Linked DNA regions of Homo sapiens: region 2 is linked to region 1. Evidence: read pairs that join two places in POLR2A ChIA-PET (ENCODE). Cell type or tissue: MCF 10A. All regions are shown on one strand. Each heading gives the region's core, and the rest is flanking DNA. Links, peaks and the distances in the headings are about the cores only. Region 1 overlaps PCSK1 (proprotein convertase subtilisin/kexin type 1). Region 2 overlaps LOC101929710 (a long non-coding RNA gene).

What was found. ChIA-PET counts read pairs that join two places held together with the same protein. Peaks named below come from ENCODE experiments on the same cell type or tissue, not always from the same donor. Only the 100,000 strongest peaks of a DNase experiment are listed, where the experiment ranks them.
Region 2: POLR2A ChIA-PET joins it to region 1 with 36 read pairs; 2 of 35 experiments call an interaction of 5 or more read pairs at or near these places.

Annotation. Positions count from the first base shown.
Region 1 is chr5:96,403,647-96,411,988 of GRCh38, reverse strand. It overlaps PCSK1 (proprotein convertase subtilisin/kexin type 1), which reads left to right. Exons shown (of 14, transcript NM_000439.5): 8 at 1,003-1,215; 9 at 3,666-3,766. The region is part of intron 4 of LOC101929710 (a long non-coding RNA gene); the gene reads right to left. It also overlaps a transcript of CAST not described here. Among named protein-coding and RNA genes, the nearest start is that of PCSK1, 25 kb to the left of the region's middle. In MCF 10A, for the core only: no CTCF peak of the experiment used is centred there; DNase peaks (open chromatin) are centred at 2,768, 2,988, 3,338, 3,468 and 1 weaker place.
Region 2 is chr5:96,487,961-96,496,302 of GRCh38, reverse strand. All of the region lies in intron 4 of LOC101929710 (a long non-coding RNA gene), which reads right to left. It also overlaps a transcript of CAST not described here and the pseudogene LOC102724070. Among named protein-coding and RNA genes, the nearest start is that of PCSK1, 59 kb to the right of the region's middle. In MCF 10A, for the core only: no CTCF peak of the experiment used is centred there; a DNase peak (open chromatin) is centred at 3,422.

The DNA.
Region 1 (8,342 bases), core at 91-8,090:
GTTTAGACAGTGAAACTGTGGTCTCAACTTAGATGCCTATAGTCCCAGCTACTCGGGAGGCTGAGGCACAAGAATTGCTTGAACCCAGAAGGCGGAGGTAGCAGTGAGCTGAGATTGCAGCATTGCACTCCAGCCTGGGTGACAGAGTGAGACCCTGCCTCAAAACTAAATATAAATAAATAAAATGAATTTTCCCTATTTGGGTCTGAGGTTGAATGGAAATTTATTACTTTTAGCATATTTATTTTAAAAGTGCTTCTGGACATTTCTTTCTCCTTACTCATTTTCCTGCTGCTTTTGGGTTTTTACACTAGTAAAAAACTACTCAGTCTTCTTCCAAGCGCGGAAATGCTTTTCAAATATAGAAACGTGTTGCCTTCTGCTCTGCACGTGCCTGTTGAATACCTGTGCCTTGGTTGGATTGCTCTGTCACTTGGGTTTACTGTATTCTTGCACAGATTCTAAAGCCTTGTGCTCCATAAGATGAAACAAAAGTAGAAACTCTGGAGAGCACAAATTGAAAAATCATAGAAAGGGCGGCTTTGACGAGTTCCATTCAATTGAAGAGTCCCTTTTAATGCAGCTGCAAGGCAGATCTGAATAATTCCTAATTTTGTCATTCTATCAGTCAGCCAGAAGATTGAAGCAGAAAGAAAGAGAGGAAGTTCAAAGATTTAAGTGCAGTGACATAAACTAAGAGAAGGGTGGAAAAATATGAGCAAGTGCAAAACGCTAGATTATGAATCTGCATAAGAAAGAAAAGCGTGTGCTCAGCCCTACCCCAGGAGGGCCCAGAGACTGGCAGGGCCAGAGTCCAGTGGCTTATAATACACAGCCTTGTGAGATTTCCAATATCGAAGCCAAAAGATCTGGAATTGAAAATAGATCCCAAATAGCTGTCTCTGAGAATTTCACACATGTAGTCGTTGGGGATTTTATTGGGATATAACAATGACCCCAATAGATGATAACAGATAATATGCATTCTGGCTTTTCCTTTAGGGGAGACAGGGGAAGGGGTCCATCTTCGTCTGGGCTTCGGGAAACGGGGGGCGTCAGGGAGATAATTGTGACTGTGATGGCTACACAGACAGCATCTACACCATCTCCATCAGCAGTGCCTCCCAGCAAGGCCTATCCCCCTGGTACGCTGAGAAGTGCTCCTCCACACTGGCCACCTCTTACAGCAGCGGAGATTACACCGACCAGAGAATCGTATGTTGCTTTTGTCTAATTCTCTCTGCTTAGTTAGGAGAGCGTGGCATGCATGTGAAATGATTCCCCTAACTGACCTTTGGTACGACTGATTCGCTTAAGCTTGATGTCTCAGTTGGGAGAACTCACACTTACTCACTTGAAAGGCTGGCATCCATCAGAAAGTTTTCTCTCCAGGGATAATGACACTTCTGCCAAGATGATCTTCCCCTCTGTCATTTTTAAACCCAGCCTTGAGAAGCCACCAAACCTGTCATTACACACAGCGGAGACTCCAAATGTCTTTTCTGCTTGTCTGATGCCTCCCTGGAAACAGCCTTAAAGGAGATCTCAGGGTTGTAGGGGCTTTATCACCCTTGTACTTGCTGATCCTTTAACAGCAGGGATATAGTCTGACCTGCCCTGTCGCAGATGATAAAAATACAGAGTCTACACCAGCTATGTCTCCTAAGAATGGATGACCTGCAGGAAAATAGCAGTTTCAGTGTCCCCTGAGGTGAACTGCTCAGCATCTGGGTAAGCAGCTCGGGGAGGTCGTATGCTCAGAGAGCTCCTCCAGCCCACGCTTGCCTGCGCCTTTGCTTCCATGAGTCAGACGGCCAAGGGCAATTACTGGATTTCCCTTCAAGGGCATGACGATGGAGGGGCATTTAGGGGCTTTGAGAACAAAGGGAGACACCTTTAATTTAAAAAATGTAAGGCCCCCAATTTAACTCCTGACACAGAAAGGACCAACTAGCTAAAGTATATAGATCCTATCTCAGTGAAATAGCAGGTCATGATCTAATTAGAGGGTGGGTGAACCCTATAATAATGACCTTGGAATGCGTGCAAGATTCCTATTAATGGCATCTCAACAAAATTGTCAACACGAACATCTTCTTCATACAGGATCACTTCTGCAAGCTAGTTTAGACAGTAAAGCTGTGGTCTCAACTTAGAAGTGTGGGCCTGCTTCTCACGCGCATCTCTTCAGCTACTCAAGTAATAGACAGTGGCATTCTACCGAGGGGTTTTATGGCAGGCACATTTTAAAGGGTTTGAAAGGGGCATATCAGACATCTGCCCCACTTGTCTTCAGAGCCCCTGGCTGTTGTCATTTCCCTGGGTGTCCAGAGCTGCCTTTAGAAAATGGCCTGTTGGGCATTTCAGAATCACCATTTCACAGACTGTTCCTTATCTTGGGTAACCTGCACTGAAGCAGAAGAAAGATTTTCTATCTTTGTAAAACTCCCTCCTTAAGAAAGCCAGCCTTAGGAGAGACAGCTGGTGGATTCTATTTGAGACAGTCTCAGTAACATAACCTTTTTCTTACGCAAACCTTTTCCTCAGCATAGTCATCTCTGGGGGCTTGCTTGCGTCAACAGGTAAAAAGGGCAACCTTGCTTCCGCAGCCCTCTGAGGAGCAGAGCCATCATAACTTGAGAAATTCAGCAACTCCAAGCAGGAAGCCAATGGAGGTGATAATAGAACAAATTATTTTTTTACACCTCCCTCCCACACATCGAAATCTCGAGCTAGAACTTCGGTGCTGGAGCCTGGGTGGGTGTCTTGTTAGTAATCCCTTGGCCCAACCAGCAGCGCCGTGGTCCTTAAGGCAGACAGGAAGTCTTTTCAGTTTCTTCCCTTCATCTCAGCAATCTCTTCATTACCCTAAAGTTAGCCAGGGTAATTCCTTACTTGCAAGAAAATTATGTAAAACTACTTTCACAGAGAACATCTCGGGTAAGTCTCGCATATGAGTCAGAAAATATAAATCGCATTTTACAGATGGGGAGCCAAATGACTTGCCCGAGGACAAATCTATTAAGTAGCAGTTAGAGAATTTGAACCCAGAACTAAGTCCAGCACACTTTCCATTTTAAAGACCCATCGTTTTCCTCAAAGTGTAAATGTGGACACCAACTCACAGGTATCAAATCTAGTTCAACAGTGAGTGCAAACTACATATTAAGCATTTTTTGTGCAAGTAGTTCAAATGGCTAAGGCCAGGATGTCTTCATATCCTTGGGCTGAAGAGGCAGCCAAATGTCAATCTGAAGGCAAAAGGGAATTTTGTATGAGACAGAATTTCTAAATATGCCAGACCAAACACAATGGACCCGATGATTAATGGGCCAGCATGATTCACAGTGATTTTGAAACTTTGTTTTTTATAGACAGCATTTCGTTTGGGAATCTCAGAAAAGAAAATATTCGTAGTGGGAGTACTTCATCCCCAGAAAAGGCATCTTGCTGCCAGAATTATAGAGAAGTTGCATATAGAGGGTGAACTAAAATATCAGCAGATGGCAAACATCCGCCTGTGGTTTAGAGGAGAAAGTAGGCAATCGAATCAGCTGAGTTTCCTGGTCATAGCAGATGCAGCCTTTGGTACAGTTAACCCCCAAGACAGGCCCACACTCCTCACGTGTTCTCCCTGCCTTTCTCTCCTTCCTGACGTCATCCAGACGAGCGCTGACCTGCACAATGACTGCACGGAGACGCACACAGGCACCTCGGCCTCTGCACCTCTGGCTGCTGGCATCTTCGCTCTGGCCCTGGAAGCAAAGTAAGGCCCAGAAAGCTTCTAATCACCTTTACAAAGGCTGATTCTCCTTATTTTTAATAACACTTTTTTTTCTGAATACATGGTTACAGGAGAAATTTTGGAATACTGCAAATAAAGATAAGCTCTTTCCTGCCACTTCGAGGTCACTAACCATAGTTAACATCTCAATGTAGATTTAATACACACACATCTTACAAAATTGGGATCTTAATATAGACGTTATTTTGTAATCTGTTTTTAAAACCCATTCTACAATATATTAAACATACTTTCTCCTGTCTAAATCAATATGCTTTGACCTTTAAAACTCATGCTATCCCTCAAATCTTCTTCCCACTCAGCTACAACGCCTTTTGTTTATTCTCTTCCAGCAGGATTTTGTTTAAATAGTTTCCAGTGGGCAGTATTAGGAACAAGTTTAAAAAACTCCTTTCTTTGAATATGTAAGCCTAGTCCTGGAGCTGATATAACCACATCAGGGGACATGAGATTTAAAGGCAGGAGTTTTATATTTTCACAGTGTTCCATTGTATAAACACAAATTTCCTTAAAGTCATCTAATCATGCTTAAACACCATTGTCAGTAAATATTAGTTGTCATCTCTGACAATTTCCTCAGGATAAACACTCAGAATTGGAATTTCTGGGTCAAAGGGCAAGCATGTTTTAATGATTTTTATATATATTGACAAGATGCTGCCTTGAATGACTATACCATTTTATATTCCCTCCAGGAATATATGTGTGAAAGTGCCAGTTTCCAAAACCCTTGTCAAAACTACTTTTATTATCTTTTAAAATATTTGCTATGTTGATAGGTGAAAATGGTATCTCATTTTAATATGCTTGTATTTAATTACTAATGAAGCTCAATATTTCATACCCTTCAGCTCTTTGTCTTCTGGGGTTGCTTCTTTATGGCCTTAGTTTTGTTTTATGGCCTTGGTTCACAAAAGCTAGATGCTTTATAAGTTTGACATTTACCTTTTAATTTGTTTCTATGTAATTTTTAATGAAATGTAGTTAATATGTATGTAGTTATGTTTGTCAGTCTGTTTCTTTAAGGCTTCTTCCTTTGCTTTTATGCTCAGAAAAAATCTTCACAACCCCAAATTAGATAAACATTAATTATATGTCTTTTATTATGGTTTCTTTACCATATTTAAATTCTAAATCCCTCTGGAATTTATTTTAGTGTATGATGTTAAAAAAAGATTTAACTTTTTTTTTCTCATAATTACCCAATAGTCCAATACTTAACACAGAGGAAAAAAATTGAACTGTCTCACACTGCACATCACAGCTTTTTATGTGTCCTCATTCCTGCTTTCTGATGTGTGGTGACAGTGAATCTTGAAATGTCAAGTCAGGTGCTATGGTTGCATATTAGAAGAAGTGATTAAACTTGTAAATTACTATTATCCTTCCTAATAAGGAGATTATCCTAGAATAAATTACATATTCTCTAGAGAGAGAACAAAGCAGTGTCCTTATGTCATATTCAGTAGACTCAGTTCGTAATAACAGAAAGGAAAAATATCTTGGCCTTTGCCATGACTGGAAAAGCCCTGAGGTTCCTGAGCCTTTGTCCAGGAGAGTCCAGTTTATCTCTAGGATCCCTGGGGCTTCCTATGGAGATGGGGTATATTCCTGGGTATCTCGGCTGTGAGATGGCTACAGTGGCTAAGCAAGGAAGTCTAGCAAGGCTCTTACCAAGAGTCCACCTACTTGGAGGGGCTGGCAAGATGTTTGGTAAGGGAAGAAGTAAATTCAGGTGCTCAATTAGAAATAGATATTGGGCCCTCCAGAAAAGCTATGTTCAGAATCTAAGTTCACTTATAATAGGAAGTAGATGGACAAAAGACAAAAATCTATGAACACAAGCTGAGACTGGCATCAGCAGATCCAAATTAACCGAGAAATAATTGTCCAAGCAGTGAAAATTGCAAGGAACACCTGGCTTCAAGTTCTAGCTCTACCACTAGCTATGTGGCCTTCGGCAAGTTAATTTACTTGTGGGGTTCAGTCTTTCCATCTATAAAATGAAGGGGTCAAACGAGACCTTTTTTTACAAACTTCTTCTCTTCCTAAGATTCTCAGAGTTGAGATTGAAAATGTCAGCCTGCATAGGTAATCCAACATGAATTGTTGGGGTCAGTGATGAGGGGTCTGGACTGGAAGAAAATAGGGTCCTATGGATTATAGGATCCTGTGCAACAGACTTATTATATTTAAGATTTCAAAACACAGACTACTACCCCAGGGAGCTGTTAAAAGAAAGCAATCTTAAAATTTTATGTCTAGAGCCTTTCTTCTCTATCCAACACCTGTCAGATGCATGTAAATATAACTAGCCGTGCCTAGCCCATCCTTGTATAGTGACCAATATAGTAGAAATATCCATCTGCTGAACAGAAGTAATGCCAATTTTATGTAAGAGCTGAAATTGTAAAAGTGCAATCCTTGGTTTCTAAAACCTCAAGGCTTCTTTTTCTGTATAGTGGAAAATGATCCTATACAGAAAATAATCCTTTCCTTTTCTTTTTCTTTTGGAGACAGTGTCTCACTCCGTCACCCAGGCTGGAGTGCAGTGGCAAGATCTCGGCTCACTGCAACCTCAACCCCTCCGGTTCAAGAAATTCTTATGCCTCAGCCTCCTGAGTAGCTGGGATTACAGGCATGTGCCACCATGCCTGGCTAATTTGATCCTTCTTTTTTCTATGTAGGAGAAAATGATCTAGGAATGATCTAGCCTCATTAATCTCAGTCTCTGATGGACAGTCTCTAAAGCAGGTGTTTCATTTCTGTGAAACACTCAGATGGGTTCCAAGGGGTCCATGAATCTCTTTGCAACTAAATGCAGAATTGCTTATAAATGTATGTATGGCATATTTCTGGGGAATGGCTTATAGGTTTCACCAGATTCTCAGTGTTCGTGATTTAAGAGATATTAAGAGTCTATGATCTCCCAGGTGCTTATCATAAGAATTTAATTCCCTTCATTTTGACTCAATTCATCAGTAAGATAAGTATGACTGATCTATCTTAACATTTATATCCTTACTGCCAAGGTACATAGAGGTTATTAAGATTTCTGTTCTCAATTGAACATTTTTCTGAACTCTATTCAATTGTCTATACCAAAGCTGAATGCCAGAATTTCTAGACATGTGACCAAGCTTTATCCCAAGGCACTCAAGAATGAGAAAATCATTTAATCATGTGCCATCCCACAGGAACAACTATGGAGACTGAAGAGCCCTTGCCTAAACTTATCAAGAATAATGGCACCCAATATTGATTAGGTTCTTACTGTAGACCAGACACAGCTGGCCTCTTTATATACAATATTAATTATAACGCTTACAACATTCTTATGACATAGAAATTATTAATTTCACCTATAAATGGGAAAAAATAAGGCTTAGAGAGGTTGAGATATATAACCAAGATCCCACAAAGAAATTCAAACTCAAGTCTCTCTGACTGCAAAGTCTGTGCTATCAGCAACCACACCTTGCAGCCTCCCACAGCCCTGTGAGGGAGAGGCAATGTTGAATGGCAGCCTATCATCTCCTCAAATAAAGGAGGGTTCGGAAGATTGAGGCTGATAAATGAACATGCATTTATGAGTTTCTTATAAGTTTTCTGTCACAAGCAGACTACTCAATATGCTGTGTTAAATGTTATATAGCCAGAGTATTGGGGAATGGGAGGAGAAAAGGAAAGGAGAAGGAATGGTTTCTGGCTGAATATGCACAAAGAAATACTTTCCTTCCCCAAAGCGATGTTTCTCAAGTACCAGCATATATAGTCATCACCTGGGGAGTTTATTTAACATGCAGGTTCCCAGGTCATTTTGCCAGCAACTATTCAGACCTTGTATCTGCCTAGGAGTTTCTGGTATTCAACCTAGGAATTCCTTTTTTAACAAATCTCCCAGGCACTTTTTAATGCTAGTAATACCTTAACCAAGTTTTGAGAAACAAATGCTATAAAGAGTTACTTTTACCACTGTGTTTTCCTACAACCTCATCCACCTGTGTTTGTGTAGAAACCCATTAGGGTAGTTAGTAGGTGTATCTTGGAGATAAATATACTAAGAGAAGAAGGAATTCCTTGCATAAATGTTTGTGGCACTATTATTATTATGTAGTGAGTATACCTAAGAAAGCTGTAGAAAATAGCCTCAGCCTTCTGAGGAGAGATCAAAAGAATCAGAATAATTTTTAATAGGTGAGGAAAATTCTGAAGTGAACCATTGAATCCCTTCACACCTTTGGAAATATTAAACAAACAGATAAGCCAAACTTCTGGTCTTATTAAAACCTGGAGAAAGAGAAATGGACTTTCAATGCTGCATGAAACCTTTGGAAAAAAATCACAACAAAAAAGTCTTGACTTAGTGGGTTGTGAAATGTTAGAAAGTCCAAGTTAGAAAAATTTTAAGATCTAGGCTAATTTAGGTATGATTAGAGGCTGAACCAGATAGCTCCTAAGACTTTTCACTCTGGAATTTTGTCTCCAAATTACATTACCTACATCTCTTCTAATTAGAAGCAATGCTTAATTCGGT
Region 2 (8,342 bases), core at 22-8,021, 84 kb before region 1:
AATTTCTTCAACTGTACAATGAATTATAATTTGAAGATTTTTGAAAATAATAGAGTAACAACAAAATATGATAAAATTAAAACTATATGAAAATAGAGTAAATGGAATAATAATTCAAATAAAGACTAAAATAAAATGACATTTATTATGGATTTTGTAATCAGTACACAATTATATACTTAAATTTTACTTTATAGACATAAGATTACAGCCAAGGAGGTTAATTTCAAATTTTATGACCAGCCACTTGTATTTTTTTATCACATATGAAAATATTCACTCTTACTACTTTACTTCAAACAGTGACCTATAAATTTATTTAGACAATAATAATTAAAGGCCTTTTCTTTTTCAGGACAATAAAAAAATTAAAGGACATTGAAAATACTGCTAAAGAAACTTCACTTCTTGATTATGGCCTCTGCATTGAAGATCTGTAGCAATTATTTTAATTAATTTTCAAATCTTCCCACAGCCTCTCTGTTCAAAGAAATATTATCTTGAAATAATTTTTGTGAATACAAATCAAAAATTGATCCACAAGACAATTCTACTATAAAGACACATGCACACTTAGGTTTATTACAGCACTATTTACAATAGCAAAGACTTGGAACCAACCCAAATGCCCATCAATCATAGAGTGGACAAAGAAAATGTGGCACATATGCACCATGGAATACTATGCAGCCATAAAAAAGAAGGAGTTCATGTTCTTTGCAAGGACATGGATGAAGCTGGAAACCATCATTCTCAGCAAACTAACACAGGAACAGAAAACCAAACACCGCATGTTTTCACTCATAAGTGGAGCTGAACAATGAGAACACATGGACACAGGGAGGGGAACATCACACATCAGGGCCTATTGGGGAGTGGAGGGAAAGAGGAGGGAGAGCATTAGGACAACTACCTAATGCATGCGGGGCTTAAAACCTAGATGACGGGTTGATAGGTGCAGCAGACCACCATGGCGCATGTATACCTGTGTAACTAACCTGCATGTTCTGCACATACATCCCAGAACTTAAAGTAAAAAAAACAAAAAACAAAAAACAGTTGATCTACAAAACAGTATTACAAGTCACTTATTTTAACAAGTCTGCTAAATATTTTCTGCATGAGTTTTCTTGATTACAATATATTGATAACATGGACACACTTTTTTTTTTTTTTTTTTGAGACAGTCTCGCTCTGACGCCCAGGCTGGAGTGCAATGGTGCGATCTCCGATCTCGGCTCAGTACAACCTCCGCCTCCCGGGTTCAAGCGATTTTACTGCCTCAGCTTCCCGAGTAGCTGAGACTACAGGCGCCCACCAACACACCTGGCTAATTTTTTTGTATTTTTAGTAGAGACGGGGTTTCACTGTGTTAGCCAGGATGGTCTCGAGCTCCTGACCTCGTGATCCGCCCGCCTTGCCCTCCCAAAGTGCTGGGATTACAGGCGTGAGCTACTGCGCCCGGCCAACGCACTTTTAATATAACAGAATATTTAGTTACATCAGTTTCCCATCCACCTGCTAAAATCATTTAATGATTGTATTGGTCATTCCCACTGATTGGTGGGAACTCTTATACTAATGGTTCCCATAATTTCCACTGCATTATTTTTCTTGCCAGACTTAGTTCATTTGCAGCCTGAAGAATCGCTCTTCTATTGGGCCACCTTGAAGTTGGTCTTCTAGTTCTTTAACATCTGGTTCCACTTCAGCCATAGCCAGCTTATCATTTGTAATCTGTTCTGTATGCTTTTTATATGCTTCATTTTTAGGGATTTGCTAAAGAATATCAAGAGTCTTTGTGTACAATATTCTTAGCCTCTCATGTAGGCTCTTTCATAAAGCCAATGGTGTTCCTCAGTGTCTGATTCTGTTCTTGCTATTCCATGCTCTCCTTGCCACCATGTCTTTATATCAAAACTTTTACTATCATTTACAGGAAAAAATAAATCTCAACCTCAGCTTAAGTGATAACTCTTATTTTAAATTCTGGCTCTTTTAAAGTTATGGATAAGGAGGGGTCCTTCATACATACTGAAAGCTACCCACCACAAGTTACCATTACTTTTATATTGCATTGCTACAAGGTAGTTCATCGCCTCTGAGAAACTTGAGGTTCTTTTCTTGTTATCTGGGGAATGGTTCAGCCTCTGTTTGCTTGGAATTGCTTTTGTTGGGCTATCCCCAACTCTTCTCTGTCCTTTACCTCCATTCAATGAGGGATTAGAATAAGTTTATTTATTTATTTAGTTAGTTAGTTAGTTATTTTGAGACGGAGTCTTGTTCTGCTGCCCAGGCTGGAGTGCAGGGGCATGATCTTGCTCACTGCAGCCTCTGCCTCCCAGGTTCAAGCGATTCTCCTGCCTCAGCCTCCCAAGTAACTGTGATTACAGGTGTGCACCACCGTGAGTGACTAATTTTTGTTTTTTTAGTAGAGACAAGGTTTTGCCATATTGGCCAGCCTGGTCTCGAACTCCTGACCTCAGGTGATCCACCTTGTCCTCCCAAAGTGCTGGGATTACAGGCATGAGACACCGTTCCTGGCCTAAAATAAGTTTAGGCACTGCTGAAGAGAAAGAGCAGGCATGTTTTATATTTTGATGCTTTTCTTGGTTAATTTCAATGAATTTCTTCATTGCAAAGAAACATGGACTCTAAACTACTTCCTGTGTAACACCATTAAACCTCCTTCCTGCTGAGATTCAAGCCTGGAGTCTCACAGTACACCCAGCATGATGCTTGGGTTGGTGGGGATACATACTGGTTTAGAATTTCCAAGGGACTGAGCTACAGTGGAGTTTATTTTTGCAGCCTGCCCAACTTCCAACTGGGGAGTTGCAATTTAATTAGTGAAAAAGCTGAGCCACTTTTCCTTATTCTCTCTCTGTGAAGAGGCAAGATGGCGGTAGGACTAGATTGCAGGACAAAGGGACTCTTCACTCTATTCCTTACCTGGGAGGGCAAAGCACTTTATCTAGGGTGAAGAGGAGAAAAAAATGAACAAAAGTTCAACCTTAAAGAGAAGTGAAAATGGCATAAAAAATGTTATGAAACGAATATAAAAATGGTAATTCCAAAATAAAAATAGATCAGAGTTAGATATTTTTACATGTAGGAATCTGTGACTTCCTGAATGGTAACCACTTTTTCCATGGTTTAAAAAAATAAATCAGTGACTTATAAAGCACTGTTTCTATCCTCCAATTTAGGAAGAACATTTGGTGTATAGAAAATAAAATTATCTGTAGCTTTTATCTGTAGCTTTACTGTATTGACCTTTTAAAGTATTTTTTTGTTTGTTTTTGTAAAAACGGGGCCATTTTTATGTGACATAAACATTTTTAAAAGTGTTTTCACCACTCCCAAGTCAATCGTCCTGTTATTTTGGACTCTAACCTGCGTCATTTGATTTCACTGAAACGCTTGGGGCATCTCTATTGCTACATTGCTGTAATTAATCATTTCCTTTTCAGTTAATCTGGCATGGGGCCTCTCTTTAGCCAGACATAGATGTCTCCTCTTCTCAGCTCATATTTTTTAGTTTTATCTACTTCCATGTGTGTTCTCCATTGGAGTTTATTTTTGTCATTTGGTCATTCATTATGTGATGACAGGAGGGTGGGAAGAAAGGTAATTGGCTGGTAGGTGTCTTGATCAAGAGGAAATCCCGATCATATTTATTTTTAAGAAGAAGAAAAAGAAACCAGAATACACAAGAAATAACTTCCAAAGATTCAAATAACTAGGAGGAGAGCTTTCCTATGTAAGCGAAAAGCTTTGATGACAATGTTTTCTTAGGGGGCTAACATACTAAATAGAATAGAAATAGACCCCAGTAGCTGATATGAGTTGGATGCAAAACTTCCATAGAGTTTCAGGAAAAAAAATGCTTTTATTATAGAAAATGTAAAACATACAAAACTAGAGAGACTAATATATTGAGACAATAGAAAGTAATGAAATATACTCAAGACCCAACTTAAGCAATTGTCACTTTCCACGGATCTCTTAATTTTTTATCTTCTAAATAGGACTTCCCTGCAACTTCAACTGGTCAAACTTTAAGGGAATCAAAGCCTCCCTCAAACGAGGGTAAGTGGCAGCCTTGAAGATTCCTACAAAATGCTTTTTTAAAAGGTGAATTATTTTATTTAAGCATGCATGCATGCATACATAAAGACAAATACACAAATAAAATGTATAGCTCAAGGATCCTTTATTAACTACGTGTATCTCTGTGACTAACTCCTAGGTCAAGAAACAGAATATTACCAGCATCCCAGAGTCCCCCTGTGCCTTCTTCTAGTTATTAGCTCCTCTGGAGATGAATGTTATACTGGCTCTGTCCCAATACATTAGTTTTGCCTGTTTTAGAACTTCATATAAGTGATTGAATCGTATACTATGTACAAGGTTGCATCTGGCAACTTTCTCGCCAATTATGTTTGAGAGATTCATTGTAGTTTTAGTTCATCTTCATTGCATATAGTGCACCATTGTAGGGATACAGCACAATTTATTTATCATTCTACTGTTGATAGACATTGGGATTGTTTTTAATTTGGGGTTATTACAAATGCTGCTACTATGACTATTCCTATGCACATATTCCTATTTACATTCCTGTTGGGCATATATCTAGGGATGGAATTACTGTGTCACAGGAATATAATCAACTTAAATAAATACCGTCAGTTTTCTAACATGGTCATTTCTATTTACATTGCCACATGCGGTACATAACCTCATCAGGATATGGTATTGTTGGTCTTTTTAATTTTTTTTTTTTTTTTTTTTTTTTTTTTTTTTTTTGAGATGGAGTCTCGCTCTGTCCCCCAGGCTGGAGTGCAGTGGCGTGATCTCGGCTCACTGCAAGCTCCGCCTCCCGGGTTCACGCCATTCTCCTGCTTCAGCCTCCCGAGTAGCTGGGACTACAGGCGCCCGCCACCACACCCGGCTAAGTTTTTTTTTTGTATTTTTTAGTAGAGATGGGGTTTCACCGTGTTAGCCAGGATGGTCTCGATCTCCTGACCTCGTGATCCACCCGCCTCGGCCTCCCAAAGTGCTGGGATTACAGGCTTGAGCCACCGTGCCCGGCCTGGTCTTTTTAATTTATGTCACTCTGGTGAGTGTACAGATATATCACATGTACTTTTAATTTGCAATTTCTGGCTAATGAGGTTGAATACTTTCATGTTTCGATATTCTCTTTTGTAAAGTGCCTCTTTTGCTCTTTTGCCTATTTTTTTCTGTTGGTTTGTGTGTCTTTTCCTTATTGATTATAAGAGTTATATATTCTTGAAAAATATGAGCCATTTGTCAGACATTTGTGTTGCAAATACCATTTCCCACTGAATGACTTACCTTTTCATGGCCACTGGTTTTTTGTTTTGTTTTTTAGATAAATACAACTTTTTCATTTTTATTTTTAAAATTTCTGGTACCTTTTGTATCCTATTTAATAAACTTTCATTTATTCCAAAATAATCTCTCATGTTTTCTTCTGAAAGTTTTATTGTTTTGCACTTCATATTTAGATCTACAATTTATCTGGAGTTGATTTTTTTAGTAGTATCAGGTAGGAGGTTCAGATTTATGTTTTTCCTATATAGGTATGCAATTAATTTAACATAATTTGTTGTGATGACAAATCCCCACTTCTCTGCTATATGATTTTTGTCATTTGTATTCTTATATATGTGGGTCTGCTTCTGGACTCCCTATTCTATTCCATTAGCCTATTTGTATATGATTATGCCAATACTACACTGTTGCTCTAGCTTTATAATTTGCCTTGGCAGTGGATAGAACTCCTCTTCCAATTTTGCAGTTCTTCTTCTAGACTGACTATGACTTGCTATACTTAGTCCTTTGCATTTCACATGCATTTTGGATTACTATATCAATTTGTCTGTTTACATACACACACACACACACACACACACACAGACACACACATATACACACAACACCCCTCTGCTGAAATTTGTATTGGGATTGTATTGAGTATTTGGATCACTTGGTTAGGGGCCAGTTGGGTTCTTTGTGTATGGCAGGTGGGCAACTGCAGGCAGAGGAGGCTGGAAAGGTAAGTGGGCCTAGATAAGGCAGGGCACAAAAGAGGATGTTAGGTATTTTGAACTTTGTTCCAAGAACAGAGAGAAGCAGGGGAGTGTTGACAATTGTTGATCATACTTATATGGCCCTTGCCAGTGGTTGGCTTTGTGAAGCTAGAATTCTGCTTTGTAGAAGTGTAAAGCACCCAGAAAGCACATATGTCCAGATGTCATTTCTTACAAAGTCCAGTCTACAGCTGCATTATCCTCTTCATTACTATTTAAAATTACATAGAAGTGACTTCTAGAGGATGAAGTCCATCTCAAAAACATAGCTCCTTTCTTATTCACAGCCTCAAATTAATTGTTCTTAGACTAAGTGGTACTAATAACCCACAGTCAGTTTAATGGCCTCTGTATCTATGTGACAGGAATGCCGTCTCATAGCCCAGCTGTGTAGAGAGAGCAGGGCATCTTCACGGGGTTGTTGGAGCCTATTGTCTAAGTAGTATCTTTATAGCCTCTCAGCAAACAGGAAGAGCTACATCCCCTAGACAGCTGTGGTTTTTGATAGTCTTGGGGAGGGGGTCATGCTGGGAAAGACAGGAAGGAGAAGAGAAGCATGCAAATTGAGTCCTACATAACTTTTACATCCAATATGAGCCAGGATTCATATGTGCTCATATTGAGTGTCCCTGGGTCCTCTACCCTCTCCTGATTATGGATTTGTGTAGCATATGTAAGTCTGTGTATGCATATATATAATACATACAATTTTGAAAATGTAGAGAATTATACACGATTATCAACCAGGAGAGCTATTCCCTTCATAATCAATGAGGACATCACTCTCTGTGGTTGTGCATTACTCAATCAGCTCATTTGTAAATGCAGCCCTGCTGCCATTATGAATTTCTTTACTGATGGAAGAAGATGCCAGCCCAAGTTACTCTTCAGGCATCCTTTGATCTGCCTCAATTTGGCTTAAAAAGCAGAACAGAAATAATTGTGGTGATGAGTCTATTGGAACCTAAATCTACACGTCAAAAAACAAGACAAGAGTTTGTAATTATCCTCTTCAATCCTCTCTTTTCCTTAGTCTGTCCAAAGAGCTGGATGGCTGAGCATGTGCTGTGTAAACTGAAGGGGTTTTCCAGGAGCTTTCTGAATCCAATTACTAGTAACAAGTTCTTCTGAAGTCAAGTTTGCACAAAAGTGGTCAGATCTGGTGTCAAATCCAGGTCTCCATTCTATGCCCTCTTCCTTAAAGCCAAGTTGCCCTTTGTGGTCCTTGGTATCATTTCCTACATAAATATCTTGGTTTGTGCCATTTTCATTTATCATTGAAATTTTAGTAGAGTTGAGCCTCAAAAAGAGAGAGTTTGGATCTTGTTCTTATTTCTCCCCAAATGAGCATTTTTAATTTTCTGAGTAAATTTACTAAACTTTTCTTAATGCCAGGACATTGGGAAGAGAAGACTTTGTTCGGTTGTAGAAGATTCTGTTACATCCTTCCTCAAAGACAATGATTACCACTTACTCGTGGTGCATTTGCATACCTTCAAAAATCCAAGAAAGGAAACGGAGTCCTCTCCACTGAAGATCTACTCTAAGGGATCTGCTGCCTCCATTCAGACACAACTATCTGGAAGCTTCTCAAGACTGAAAAAAGTTACATCTCACTAGCTACACGACAATATGTAAAGTATTTGGCAATGTGCCTTGTTAAGCATTAAAGAAATGGCAGTTATTATTAAGCTGTCACTATTTTGAAGTTTTGCATTTTTTGACATTGAAAATATAAGATGAAACAAATAGTAAAATAAGGGAAGAGGAGGTTCATCAATGTATATTTTGCAAATACTTAGGGTTTTTTTTTAGCTGTTTCTTTTTAAAAATTCTGGATATCATTAAATGCTGGTGGTGACTTTTTATCATGCAGGAAGAAATATGTGAGTTCTATTTGTCACAGAACACTAAATCCCCAGGAAAAGGGACTACAATTCTCTAAGTCTCTTATGCTTACTTCAAACCTGTGTTAGACTATTGAGTTAAGGACAACTCTGTCCATACACACTGAATTAGCAAGCAAGTAACTTTTCTCTAAGGACTTGTTTTTCCCAACCTCACTTGATTCTGTTCTGAAGCATAAAGTTGCTTAATAATTACAGTAACAGATGATATTTTTAGCCATATGTCCAATTCTATTAAAATTTTATGAGTTAGTCACATTGTATAAAATTCCCATGAGTAAAGTTACATAAAAGCAATGGGAGGAGGTTATTA